Linked DNA regions of Homo sapiens: region 2 is linked to region 1. A link is a contact called in ENCODE Hi-C or POLR2A ChIA-PET data. All regions are on one chromosome and are shown on one strand. The core of a region is the stretch at or near the end of the contact, and the rest is flanking DNA. Distances in the headings are between cores, read along the strand shown. Region 1 holds the start of LINC02255 (long intergenic non-protein coding RNA 2255). Region 2 has its middle 31 kb from the start of GOLGA6A.

Evidence for each region. A loop is a pair of places that touch in the nucleus more often than their neighbours do. ChIA-PET counts read pairs that join two places held with the same protein, here RNA polymerase II (POLR2A). Pooled maps may share reads with other maps.
Region 2: POLR2A ChIA-PET joins it to region 1 with 16 read pairs in BJ. The contact joins the enhancer-like site here to the promoter of LINC02255 in region 1. A Hi-C loop is called at or near these places in 1 of 168 maps with a recorded cell type or tissue (PC-9) and 6 of 50 pooled maps. POLR2A ChIA-PET finds 5 or more read pairs at or near these places in 1 of 52 experiments (BJ).

Annotation. Positions count from the first base shown.
Region 1 is chr15:74,375,771-74,381,846 of GRCh38, reverse strand. It overlaps LINC02255 (long intergenic non-protein coding RNA 2255), which reads right to left and starts at 2,765. Exons shown (of 4, transcript NR_146881.1): 1 at 2,666-2,765; 2 at 196-278. RefSeq lists enhancers at 2,433-2,742, 2,868-3,368.
Region 2 is chr15:74,048,059-74,054,134 of GRCh38, reverse strand. No RefSeq gene overlaps it. Among named protein-coding and RNA genes, the nearest start is that of GOLGA6A, 31 kb to the left of the region's middle. RefSeq lists an enhancer at 5,648-5,857. Within about 2 kb of position 2,539, at least 20 of the 41 ENCODE cell types and tissues checked have a DNase peak (open chromatin) inside an H3K27ac peak, as active enhancers do; they include PC-9, where a contact is called at or near this core.

The DNA of each region.
Region 1 (6,076 bases), core at 1,516-4,015:
GGCAGGCTGCCTGGATGGTCCCTGAGGCCAACAGCGGAAGGCTGGACGACCTAGACAAGCCCTCGCTGGACACCACCCACCCTCCTGGGGTTGGAAGTCAGGTCAGACCCCTGGGAGTCCAGTCCTGATCTCCTGTGGTGAGAGAGGCCTGGAGTCTGGCAAGAGAACTCTGCCGGGCATAGCTCCATGACTTACCAGTCCCAGCAGAGACATGGGAGCGGTGGGGGAGCCAGAGACAGACCTCTCAGCACCCCTGGGACAGGAGGGGCTCTCAGTCTCTGCAGGAAAGAAAGCAAGACATTCCATAGGCACCATAGGCACCAAGACATTCCAAAGGCACAACATTGATCAGAGACTTAAGACTATCCTGAAGGCTCTCCACTCATCTCAGGAGAAATTTCCCAGGCCTTAGTTGAGCATTGAAGGTCTTAAGGACTTAAGGACCTGGCTCCTGTGCCCCTTTCTGCTTTGTTTTACCCCTCCCTTCTGTCCTCTATCGGCCACTCTGAATTCCTTGGCAACCAGACTATTCACAGGCAACTCTAGGAGAGAGATACTATTAAGACAACGATGCACAGAGAGGTTGAGCAGCTTGCTTAAGGCCACACAGTCAGTGAGTGGAGGAGCAGGGGATGGAATGCACTGGAGCCCTGCCCCTAACCTCCACGCTATGCTGCTCTCAGGACACATGGGAGGGGGCGGGTTTAGGCGGGGAGAGCAGGGAGGGGCCTTTTCAGAATTTAGGGGACAGAGGATGGTGGCCTGATGGGCAGGGCTCGGGGTCTGGGAAGAGAGGGGTGGGGTTTGGAGACACTTGGAAGAAGGAGCAGGGGGAGCAGCAGTTTGACGCTTTGAAGACTGGATGAAAGGGGCCTGGGGTGAGGGGCAGGGGCAGAGGAAGCTGGTGGGGTTGGATTTGGGTGTGGCATGGGTGTGGGCCTGGGGGCCACCCAGATGGTCGAGTTGTGGGAGGTGGGATGCTGGGGCTCAGGAGTGGAGCCCCTTGGGATTGCCAGCTCTGTGCCTAGGACTGAGTGTGGGCACCTGGCGGGAGGTGGTATGTACAGTGAGAAGTCCCAGGGAGCCTCCACATCAGGGCTGTCTCAGAAACTGGTGGGGCTAAGGAACCAGGCGAGGTTTAGGGGAGCTGGACACCTGTCCAGGAGAGGACCAGTAGGGGGGACAGTATCCATTGGCACACCCAGGGCAGAGGGAGTAGTAGCCCCAGAGACTTGAGATGGGACCTGTGGGTAGAAAAAAAAGAGGAGGTGGGGCGTGATGACTCATGCCTGTAATCTCAGCACTTTGGGAGGCCGAGGTGGGTGGATCATGAAGTCAGGAGTTCAAGACCAGCCTGGCCAACATGGTGAAACCCTGTCTCTACTAAAAAAATAGGCTGGCTGTGGTGGCTCGTGCCTGTAATCCCAGCACTTTGGGAGGCCGAGGTGGGTGGATCATGAGGTCAGGAGTACAAGACCAGCCTGGCCAACATGGTGAAACCCCGTCTCTACTAAAAATATAGGCTGGGCGTGGTGGCTAGTGCCTGTAATCCCAGCACTTTGGGAGGCCGAGGTAGGTGGATCACTTGAAGTCAGGAGTTTGACACCAGCCTGGGCAACAGGGTGAAACCCCATCTCTACTAAAAAATACAAAATTTAGTTGGTCGTGGTGGTGGGCACCTGTAATCCCAGCTACTGGTGAGGTGAGGCAGGAGAATTGCTTGAACCTGGGAGGCGGAGGTTGCAGTGAGCCAAGATTGTGCCATTGCACTCCAACCTGGGCAAAGAAGCGAGACTCCGTCTCAAAAAAAAAAAAAAAAAAATATTAGCCGGATGTGGTGGCGGGCACCTGTAATCCCAGCTACTTGGCAGGCTGAGGCAGAGAATCGCTTGAACCTGGGAGGCGGAGGTTACAGTGAGCCGAGATCGCACCACTGCACTCCAGCCTGGGCGACAGAGCAAGACTCCATCTCAAAAAAAAGAAAAAGAAAAAGAAAACGGAAAAAAATTGCACAGAGGAGGCTGGATGTGGTAGGTCATGCCTGTAATCCCAGAACTTTGGGAAGCTGAGGCGGGTGGATCACCTGAGGTCAGGAGTTCGAGACCAGCCTGGCCAACATGGCGAAACCCTGTCTCTACTAAAAACACGAAAATTAGCCAGGTGTGGTAGTGTGTGCCTATAGTCCCAGCTACTCAGGAGGCTGAGGTGGGAGAAACTCTTGAACCCGGGAGCCAGAGGCTGCAGTTAGTCGAGATCATGCCACTGCACTCCAGCCTGGGCAACAGAGTAAGACTCTGTTTCAAAAAAACAAAACAAAACAACAACAACAACAAAATCTCCAAACAACAACAAAAAAGAAATTGCACAGAGGGAAGCTTATCTTGATGGAAGAAAAGCTTTCTCATTAATGGAGTACCCAAATGTCACAGAGGCTTGGGGTACTAATCCCAGTCACAGGAGGCATCAGAGGCAGGGCTGGATGGCTGCTCTGCAGGGTGAGGGCTGTTGCTAAGGGAGCTTCAGTGGTGGTGATGGACATGAGGCCGGGGAACCTGTACCTAGTGGAAGGACCATTGCTTTCTAAACTTAAACAGCCCCTTTCCTGGGGAACAAGCTCTAACTCATGCTGTGAAACCACGACCCGCCCCGGCATTCTAAGACTCACCTGCTGTGTAGACGGAGGCCTTCTGCATCACCAGAAGGAGTCCCTCTCCCCTCCCCCATGTCGCAAGCTCATCATCTTGAGGGACTTTCCCTGTCTCTCTTCATCCCACACCCACCCCAGGGCAGGCCTTTGAACCAAGGTTTCCTTCCTGGTCTGGCATGAAAGGAAGCCAGGAGGGAGACGTCAGCAGCAGCCACGGGCACTCCCACTCCATTCCAGCTGGCCTGGGGGCTGCGGTTGACAGGCTGGCCCCAGGGAGGGGTTCCTGAGATGTTTCCTTACATGCGTAACTGGAATTGCACAGCTTGGTAATTAGGAGAGGCAGCAAAGTGTTCTATAAATGACTGTAATTATGGCCAACATGGCGAAACCCGTCTCTACTAAAAAATACAAAAAAATTAGCCAGGCATGGCGGCAGGTCCCCCTGTAATCCCAGCTACTTAGGAGGCTGAGGTAGGAGAATCGCTTGAACCCAGGAGGTGGAGGTTGCAGTGAGCCAAGATCAAGTCACTGCACTCCAGCCTGGGCGATAAGAACGAAACTCTGTCTCAAAAAAAAAAAAAAAAAAAAGGCTGTAATTATAGTTACTTTCTGAAGCCAAACCAGAATTTCCAGGATCACCTGGGGGAACCGGGTGAAGGGGAGAGGAGGAGGGAGGGGAAGATCTGGTTGTGAAGTGTCAGTTGTGGGCCAGACTTCCTCCATGAGCTATATACATGTTCACAAGGCCCCTCTGCAGACTTCTTGGGGGTCTAGATCACCAGCGGGCCTGGAACCCATCTGGTTCGGACCCCAATTTGACAGAGGCGAGAAGCCTAGAGAATGGAGTGGACTTGGTCCAAGTGACAGAGGCATCAGCAGCAGAACCTGGGCTGGAACCCAGCCATCCCATCAGCCAGACTGAGACACACATTTTTAGTTTTTGGACCACGCCAAACACTTTGTTTTCTCCTGGTCTTTCCCCAGTGTCCTCTCTAGCCTGGCACTCTCTCCTTACCCTTTTCTGGGATATATTTACCCTCCCCTTTGTTCTCTATAATGCTGCCTCCTCCAAGAAGCCTTCCCTGAACCCCTGCACAGAGTGTCTCCTCTGGTTCTCCGTGGCCCCCATGCATCCCTCTGTCCCCCCACAGACCGGCCCACCCTGGGTAGACCTGTCGCCTTCAGAGAGCAGGGACCACACTCAATTCCCAGTGATGGGCCTGCAGCCAGCTGGTACCGGCTCATAGGTGCTGGTGGCCACATTTTCAGAATTTTGCGAACGAGTTGTTAAGCACAGTCATTGTCGGTACTTAAATTATATAACCTTAAATACATTTTGTTAAAAAAGGAAATACCCACTAGCAACTCATCATTTCCTAATTATTTTACTATATGTTACCATTATTCATGCTCGTAAGGTAATTTGTGTCTATTGCACCTGGTGGTGCACACACTTTGTGATGTTGTGAACCAGCTCCACGCTCAGTGACAAAATACTGCTGGCTTTATATCTGCCAGGGTAGGAATATTTGCACCACAGAAATAGGCAAAGACTACAAATCAGGGCCCCTCACCCCAGTCCAGAGACCTGGTTGTTAAACACTGTTCAGCTCACCCCTGAATTTGCCTCTGACTTTCTGGCCCTGACAGCAGGCTTCGCACCTGGCAGATTTGGCAGGTGCTCAGTGAGGAAGGGCCACCGCGCAGGAGGAGAGAGGATGCAGGCTTAACCATGGGAGGAGGGACTGCCTGCTTCTGCCCCCAGTGCTGGCTCTGGCCTCTGCCCCATTTTCTGACCCCTACCCAGGGCTCTCACAGGGGTGTAGGTAAGCCCTGTGGCAGGGGCCTGCATCTTGGATTTGGGCGAAGCCTCTTTCCCAGGCCAGGGCTGAGGGGCCCCAGAGAGTCAGGCAGGTGTAGGTGGCCTTGGCAGGGCTCACAGAGAGCTGGGCCTGGAGGGGTTCCTGGCTCTTCCTCTTCCAAATTGTACATGGCAGTGTGCCACCTTCCTGCACCCCTCCCAGCCTGGCCACAGCAGGTGGAGTGGGTGGAAAGGCCGTGGGGCTGGGAGGCTTCAGAGAGGCATTTAGTGGGTTTTGGCATTTTGCAATGCACAGGTCAGATTTTGGGCTAAGGGTGTTTGCAGGGATGTGTTGGAGTTAAAGGTCACAACACACCTATAAAAACTGGAAATGGTCAATTATTGTCAGTGTCAAGAAGAAAAATTGCCCCTTTGTTGCCCTTTCACTACAGCAGAGTGCTACTTCAAACAAACCAATACGCAAATGCCAGCCCACAGGTGTGTTCTGGGAGGGATCTATCTAAGAATGATCTGGCCCTAAGTATCAATAGTGCTGAGGCTGAGAAACCCTGCCCCAGAAAGATGTTCTCACACACACCCAATTTTAGGGGACCCTTCAGTCCCGAGTAAAGAACCCCTGGTCTCTGCAACCTTAGTTTACAGAAGAGAAACTAACCAAGAGCTGAGGTGGGGGTGGTAAAGAGTGTGCTCAAGATCACCCAGCAAGTCCCCCTTGTGCACTCAGCAAGGTGCCTGCCCACAGTAGCGGCTCAGTAAATGTTAAATTGGGAAGAAAATCAGGAAAGGATTAGGCTCTGGCCTGAAACTCTTCTCAAGGTTGCCCTGGAAAGGATCCCACCAGCATCCCCTTGATCCTTGTTGGACTCCAGCTTCTTGGCAGCAGTTGCTGCTGCTGATTGGCATCTTCTTGACTGACATGAGGAGGCCCGATCCTGGCTGATGGTGGAGGCAGGCAAGGCTGCCTATAAGGTAAGGAAGAGAGTGGGTCAAGGTCAATTTCACACATCTAAGCCAGAGGGGACACAGTGGTTACAAGGGTTCACCATGGTGGCAGGCACCCAGGGTATTGGAGAGCTGGGCCACCCATGGTGATGGGTGGGCTAGGACAGGTTCCTGCAAGGTGTGTGGGGTTTATGTGCAGGTTGAGCTCAGATTTTCTGACCCTACCTGCCTGATGACCCAAGGTCCTTAATTAGCTAGATGCTCCTGTCTGGTGCCTGCTTCTGGAACTGGCCTTAAAGAGCCCACAAGGGTAATATCTGTGGGGGCCTCAGCTGCCACCTCTGCTCGCCATCCTTCCCTCCCTCTTCAACGGAAGCAAAATTGCATAGGTTTATGAATGTCAGATTTATAGCTCTACTTCAGGGTTCATATCCCAGATTTGCTTCTTATTGGCTGTGTGACCTTAGGCAAGTTATTCAACTTGTTTTTTTCCTCAGCTGTAGAATGGGGTTAACACAATTGTATCCACCTTGATAGGGTTAATGGCAGGATCAAATTAATTTTTTTTTGAGACCAAGTTTCACTCTTGTTGCCCAAGCTGGAGTGTAGTGGTGCGATCTCGGATCACTGCCACCCTCCTGGGTTCAAGCGATTCTCCTGCCTCA
Region 2 (6,076 bases), core at 1,290-3,789, 330 kb after region 1:
CCCCCACCCCACTATCCTCCACGCCGCCTCCCCACCCCACCCCAACCCTCGACAGCCATGGACTTGGCCAAAAGACATTCAGAGCAAGTGAAGCCCTGCCTGGGGAGTTGGCTGGAGCCAACAAAAGCCCGCGTTACACAATCAGACCAGCCCACTTTAAACTAACAAAGCCAAGCTCCTCTTCCTACCCACTCCTGTCCTGTCTCATTTTGTAGATGGTAAACTGAAGCCTAATTCAGAATTTTCATTGGCATTGTGTCCAGAAATGGTGGGTTCTTGGTCTCACTGACTTAAAGAATAAAGCCACAGACCCTCGCGGTGTGTGTTACAGTTACACGCCTCGCGGCGTGTCCAGAGTTTGTTCCTTCTGGTGGTGGGCGTTTGTTCTTTCTGGGGGGTTCGTGGTCTTGCTGGCTCAGGAATGAAGCTGCAGACATTTGCCGTGAGTGCTACAACTCTTAAGGTGGTGCTTCTGGACTTGTTCCTTTCTCCAGGGGGGTTGGTGGTCTCGCTGGCTTCCGAAGTGAAGCTGCAGACCTTCGCCGTGAGCCTTACAGCTCATAAAGTCACCGTGAACTGAAAAAGCAAGCGGTAACAAGATTTATTTCAAAGACCAAAAAAAACAAACCCCCACAACGTCAAAGGGAATCTAAGCATCATTGCCACTGCTGGCTGGGGCGGGGGGGGGCGGGGGGGGCAGCCTGCTTTTATTCTCTTACCTGGCCCTACCCACATCCTGCTGATTGGTCCATTTTACAGAGAGCTGATTGGTCCGTTTTGACAGGGTGCTGATTGGTGTGTTTACAATCCCTGAGCTAGACACAAAAGTTCTCTATGTCCCCACTAGATTAGCTAGATACAGAGTGTGGATTGGTGTATTTACAAACCCTGAGCTAGACACAGAGTGCTGATTGGTGCATTTACAAACCTTGAGCTAGATACAGAGTGCCGATTGGTGCATTCACAATCCCTTAGCTAGACATAAAGGTTCTCCAAGCCCCCACCAGAGTAACTAGATACAGAGTGCCCATTGGTGCATTCACAAACCCTGAGCTAGACACAGCGTGCTGATTGGTGTGTTTACAAACCTTGAGCTAGAGACAGGGTGCTGATTGGTGTATTTACAATCCCTTAGCTAGACATAAAGATTCTCCAAGTCCCCACCAGACTTAGGAGCCCAGCTGGCTTCACCCAGTGGATCCCGCACGGGGGCCGCAGGTGGAGCTGCCTGCCAGTCCCGCGCCGTGCGCAGGCACTCCTCAGCCCTTGGGTGGTCGATGGGACTGGGTGCCATGGAGCAGGGGGTGGCGCTCGTCCTGGAGGCTCCGGCCGCACAGGAGCCCATAGCGGGGCGGTGGGGGGAGGCTCAGGCGTGGAGGGCTGCAGGTCCAGATCCCTGCCCCGCGGGGAGGCAGCTAAGGCCTGGCGAGAAGTCGAGCACAGCAGCTGCTGGCCCAGGTGCTAAGCCCCTCACTTGCGGGGGGCTGGCGGGGCCCGCTGGCCGCTCCCAGTGCTGGGCCTGCGGACCATGCCCACCCGGAACTCGCGCTGGCCCACAAGCGCCGCGCGCAGCCCCGGTTCCTGCCTGCGCCTCTCCCTCCACACCTCCCCGCAAGCTGAGGGAGCCGGCTCTGGCCTCGGCCAGCCCAGGAAGGGGCTCCCACCATGCAGTGGCGGGCTGAAGGGCTCCTCAAGTGCCGCCAAAGTGGGAGCCAAGGCAGGGGAGGCCCGAGAGCGAGCCAGGGCTGCCAGCAGGCTGTCACCTCTCAGTAGGATTGTGAAGCATACAGCTGGAGCTTCCCAGGTGACATTCCCCACATCTGTCTTTCCCCTAACACTTTAGGGTAGTGGGGAAGCAAGAGAGCTTAAGCTTACTAAGCTCCTACCGTGTACTGGCCAGAGTGGGCACTTTTCTTTCCAGCCTTGCAATTGATGGGAAATAGGTGATTGTACAAATAGGATACAGGATCAGAGTGGGCTGGCGATGTGCTCACAGTCTCTCAGCTGAAACTGGAATCCAGGAGTCTTTGACTCTAAAGCTAGTGCTCGTTTTGGGTCTCCAGCTTAAGCAATAGTTGCAAAATGCAAAGAGCACCATGAAAATCTAATATTGATCCATGTAAGACTGTATTGCAAACAGAAACATGGAGTGACTTCGTGGGGGGTGACGGCGAGATGGGGAGATTATCTCAGGTCTATGTAACCTGGGAAGTCTCCGAGAAAAATGAATGAAGCATGACTAAGTGCAATTTGTCTGATAAACAAAATCTGTCAGAACGTGGGGCTTTGTGGGTCCTGAGTGAAGGTGAACCCATAGTGCTGGATATTTGCTAAGGTGTTCTTTATAAAATCACTCAGGGCCTCAGTGCCTCCACCTTCTTCATGACCCTAGGTCCACTTGCCTCGGCCTCCCAAAGTGCTGGGATTACAGGCATGAGCCACTGCGCCCAGCTGGTTGGTCTGACTTACTGTGCAATCAATCCACCCTGGGGTCGGCCAGGGCTTTAAGGCTCTAGAACTGTAGGAGATAGTCAGTGCTCCTGAATTCCACCCCCAGGCCTTCTGCACTCAGTCTGAGAGGAATGATTTCAGGAAATCAGACAAGCAACACAGGATTTCACAATATCTCATACTTGTCTGACTGGCTAGCATTTTGGAAAATTTCTGCGGTTAGCTAGCTAGCTTTTGTAATGTGCTTGGCTATCAAGTTTGGGATATTTATAATATTTATAAACTGAATTTAGCACAGTCCAGGCAGCTGGTCTTAGTTTAAGGAAGTTCCTTGAGCCAAGAATGAAGGAATTTTCCCCTCACTTGACAGCAAATGCATTTTGTAAGGGTGAACAGAGACGTCCAAACTTCCTGTTTTTTGTTTTTGTTTGTTTGGTTGTTTCATTTTGTTTTTGTTTGTTTGCTTTTAGTATGGGGAGAATCTGTTGAAATTCTAGACTCTTCTCTCAACAGAGTCTCCACAGGTATTTGCTTTATTCAGGTCCAGCGGGTCTGGAGCTGACATCTGGATTCAGAGACAAAAATAAGTGACGGTACTGGCCCCATTCCTCCCCTAGCCCCAGGCTCAGCCTGTGCCTGTGCCTGGGACCAGGACCAAGGCCACTACAGGCGAGTGTGTTCTCAGAAACCTGGATCTCCATTCCCTTCCATCTCCCTCCATCTGGCCCACCTAGTCTCCACCCACATAGAGGTGCAGCCCGCATCCCACCCACTCCTTCCCGTGACCACTTCTTACCTACATTGTAACGGGGTGGGGCCTTACCCTAAATCATGCATTCTCAACAGAGGCATTATCACCCCACAGAGGATGAAAAGGCAGGGGAGGAAGGGCAGTTGACCATCTTGGCTATTACCATGGTTTCTGACCCTCCAAAGGCTCACAGTCCATACATATGTCCATGTAAGGAAGAAGTAAAACCATCTCTATTCGCAGATGATGCGATCTTGTATCTAGAAAATCCTATGGAATGTACAGTGTATCTATGGTATTAAAATTTCATACAGGGAGGCACAATTGGGAAAAGATGCTAAAAATGCTCCTTAAGAGGACAATAATAATAATTATAAAAAGGTCCAGAAACACTGCCCTAAATGAAAAAATTAAAATGAAAGTTCAAGCACAGGGATGAGAAGGTGGGGGTAGCTTCCAGAGACCTGCCTTCTGCATCACCTGAGACTGACAACTCAGGAGAGCACAGAAAGGAGAGAAGGAGAGACCAGGCAGCCTGTCCCCCAACACGTGGCCATGCGCTCCATGATGTAGGCCACAGATGGTGCCAGTCTAGACACAGGCTCCCCGCAGGCAAATCCCAGCTCTGCCACATACAAGTTTAATGACCCTGACGAGGTACTCAGCCTTGCTGCCCTGCTGTGCTCCTCTGTAGGAGGAAGATGGGCTGTAACCACATAGGACAGTTGGGAAGATTAAAGGTTACTTGTGCTAAATGGTGAAATCGTGTCTGGTACCCAGTTGTCTTACCTGGTTGTCCCATGCTCTCCCTCCTGGGCAGGATTGCCCACTCCTCAGTCCCTCCAATCCGATTGGTGTACATTGACCTTGTTGGAGTTGTGAGCTCAGGCAGAGCCCCTGCCAGGTGCTTCTAGAAGAGGATTTGGGGGAAAAGGCAGATTGAACTTGGGGTGCCTATTAGGGGGTCGAGAAGCTCCTGCCCATCTGTTCACAGTTCCATGGACTTTTCAGTTACTAAAGTCACAAAGACTTGTGGCCTGAAGAGTGACTTTAACTCCATTTCTAACTAAATTCCTAACTCACCCCAATTCTAACTCAATTCCTAATTCCTAAGGTTTATTCTCAACCTTAAGCACCAAATGTGCCCCTCCATCTGATCTAATCCCAAATCCTAACCTGGGGCCTCCCCTGAACTTTAGCTCTAACCCTCACCCCGATTCTAAGCCCACCCCATCCTTACCCCAGTTCTAACTTGGGCCCTATCCTTAGCTGTGGAGCTCACCCTAAGTCCACTGGTAACCCAGTATTTCCCCAAATTAACAGGCCATTCACTTCCACAGTCATAAGTTTTCCTCTACCTGTGTCCCTTCCGAGTGTGGAGTTACTTACTATTTGTCCTAAGTGGATCTTTAAAGAATTCCACTTCAGCATCATTCTGAGCAACTAGATCCCAGAAATCACAATTTTTTTTTTTTTTTGAGATGGTGTCTCACTCTGTTGCCCAGGCTGGAGTGCAGTGGCACAATCTCAGCTCACTGCAGCCTCTGCCTCCCGGGTTCAAACAATTCTCCTGCCTCAGCCTCCCGAGTAGCTGGGCCTACAGGTGCACACCACCACACCCGGTTAATTTTTTGTATTTTTAGTAGAGAGAGGGTTTCACTGTGTTAGCCAGGATGATCTTGATCTCCTGACCTCATGATCCACCTGCCTTGGCCTCCCAAAGTGCTGGGATTACAGGCGTGAGCCATCACACCTGGCCAGAAATCAGACTTTCGATGAGCTGGTTGTATTGTTTCTTTTTTTCTTTTTCCTTTTTTTTTTTTTTTTTTTTTGAGACGGAATTTCACTCTTGTCATCTAGGCTGGAGTGCAGTGGCACAATCGCGGCTCACTGCAACCTCCTCTTCCCAGGTTCAAGCAATTCTCCTGCTTCAGAGCTTCCCGAATAGCTGGGATTGCAGGCACGGGCCACCACACCCAGCAAATTTTTGTATTTTTAGTAGAGACAGGTTTCACCATGTTGGCCAGGCTGGTCTCGAACTCCTGACCTCAAGTGAACCACCCGCGTCGGCCTCCCAAAGTGAGTGCTGGGATTACAGGTGTGAGCCACCGCGCATGGCCTGGTTGTATTGTTTCTAACAGATGTTAAACTAAATATAAAAGGTTTAACATTTTAAAAAAATGTTTCTCCACGTGCCTCGTATCTACAGTTATCTCCCATACCACAGGAAGCACGCATAGCACTTTAGAAAGGACTGAGCTGCCTGAGCTTAAACCACCAGCACCACCAGCACTACCGTGGCCCATGCCCGTTGCCAGGCACCGGGTGGCGGGGGGGGGGGGGGGGAGGGGGGGTGCGCTGCAGCGCCCTCTGCTGGCAGAGTCCGGGAGCAGCCCTAGCTCAGCTCCCCTTCTCGCCAGGCAGGGTTCCCTGTGTCCTACCCCCTTTGACTTGACATTTGGTGCATTCCAGCCCGGGTGGTATGCACACTAGCCATGGAGTTTCCTTAATTGTGAGGAGTGAGGAAAGATGAGAAGGGAGCCCCTTACTCTAGGCTTAGGTGCTGGAGGCACCTGGGGTGTGAGGCGGAGACAAGGCTGAGGTCAGAGGAGGAGATGGGGCCTGCTGGCAGGGCTAGGCTGAGGGTGAGACTCTGAGGCATGGAGAGTGGTCAGGGTTGGGGCCAGGAGTCAGAGTGAGGCTGGGATAGGGAGAATGGTGGACATGGGCAGGGAGAAGGGTGGACATGGGCCAGGACAAGGGGAAGTAGAGGGTGGGAAAACAGCCTGACCAGGCTCTGTGACAGCTGCTGGAGCTAAGAGCCAGGTTGGGGTTAGGGGCAAAGCAGATTTTTAAATGACTTCAGGCCTCAGA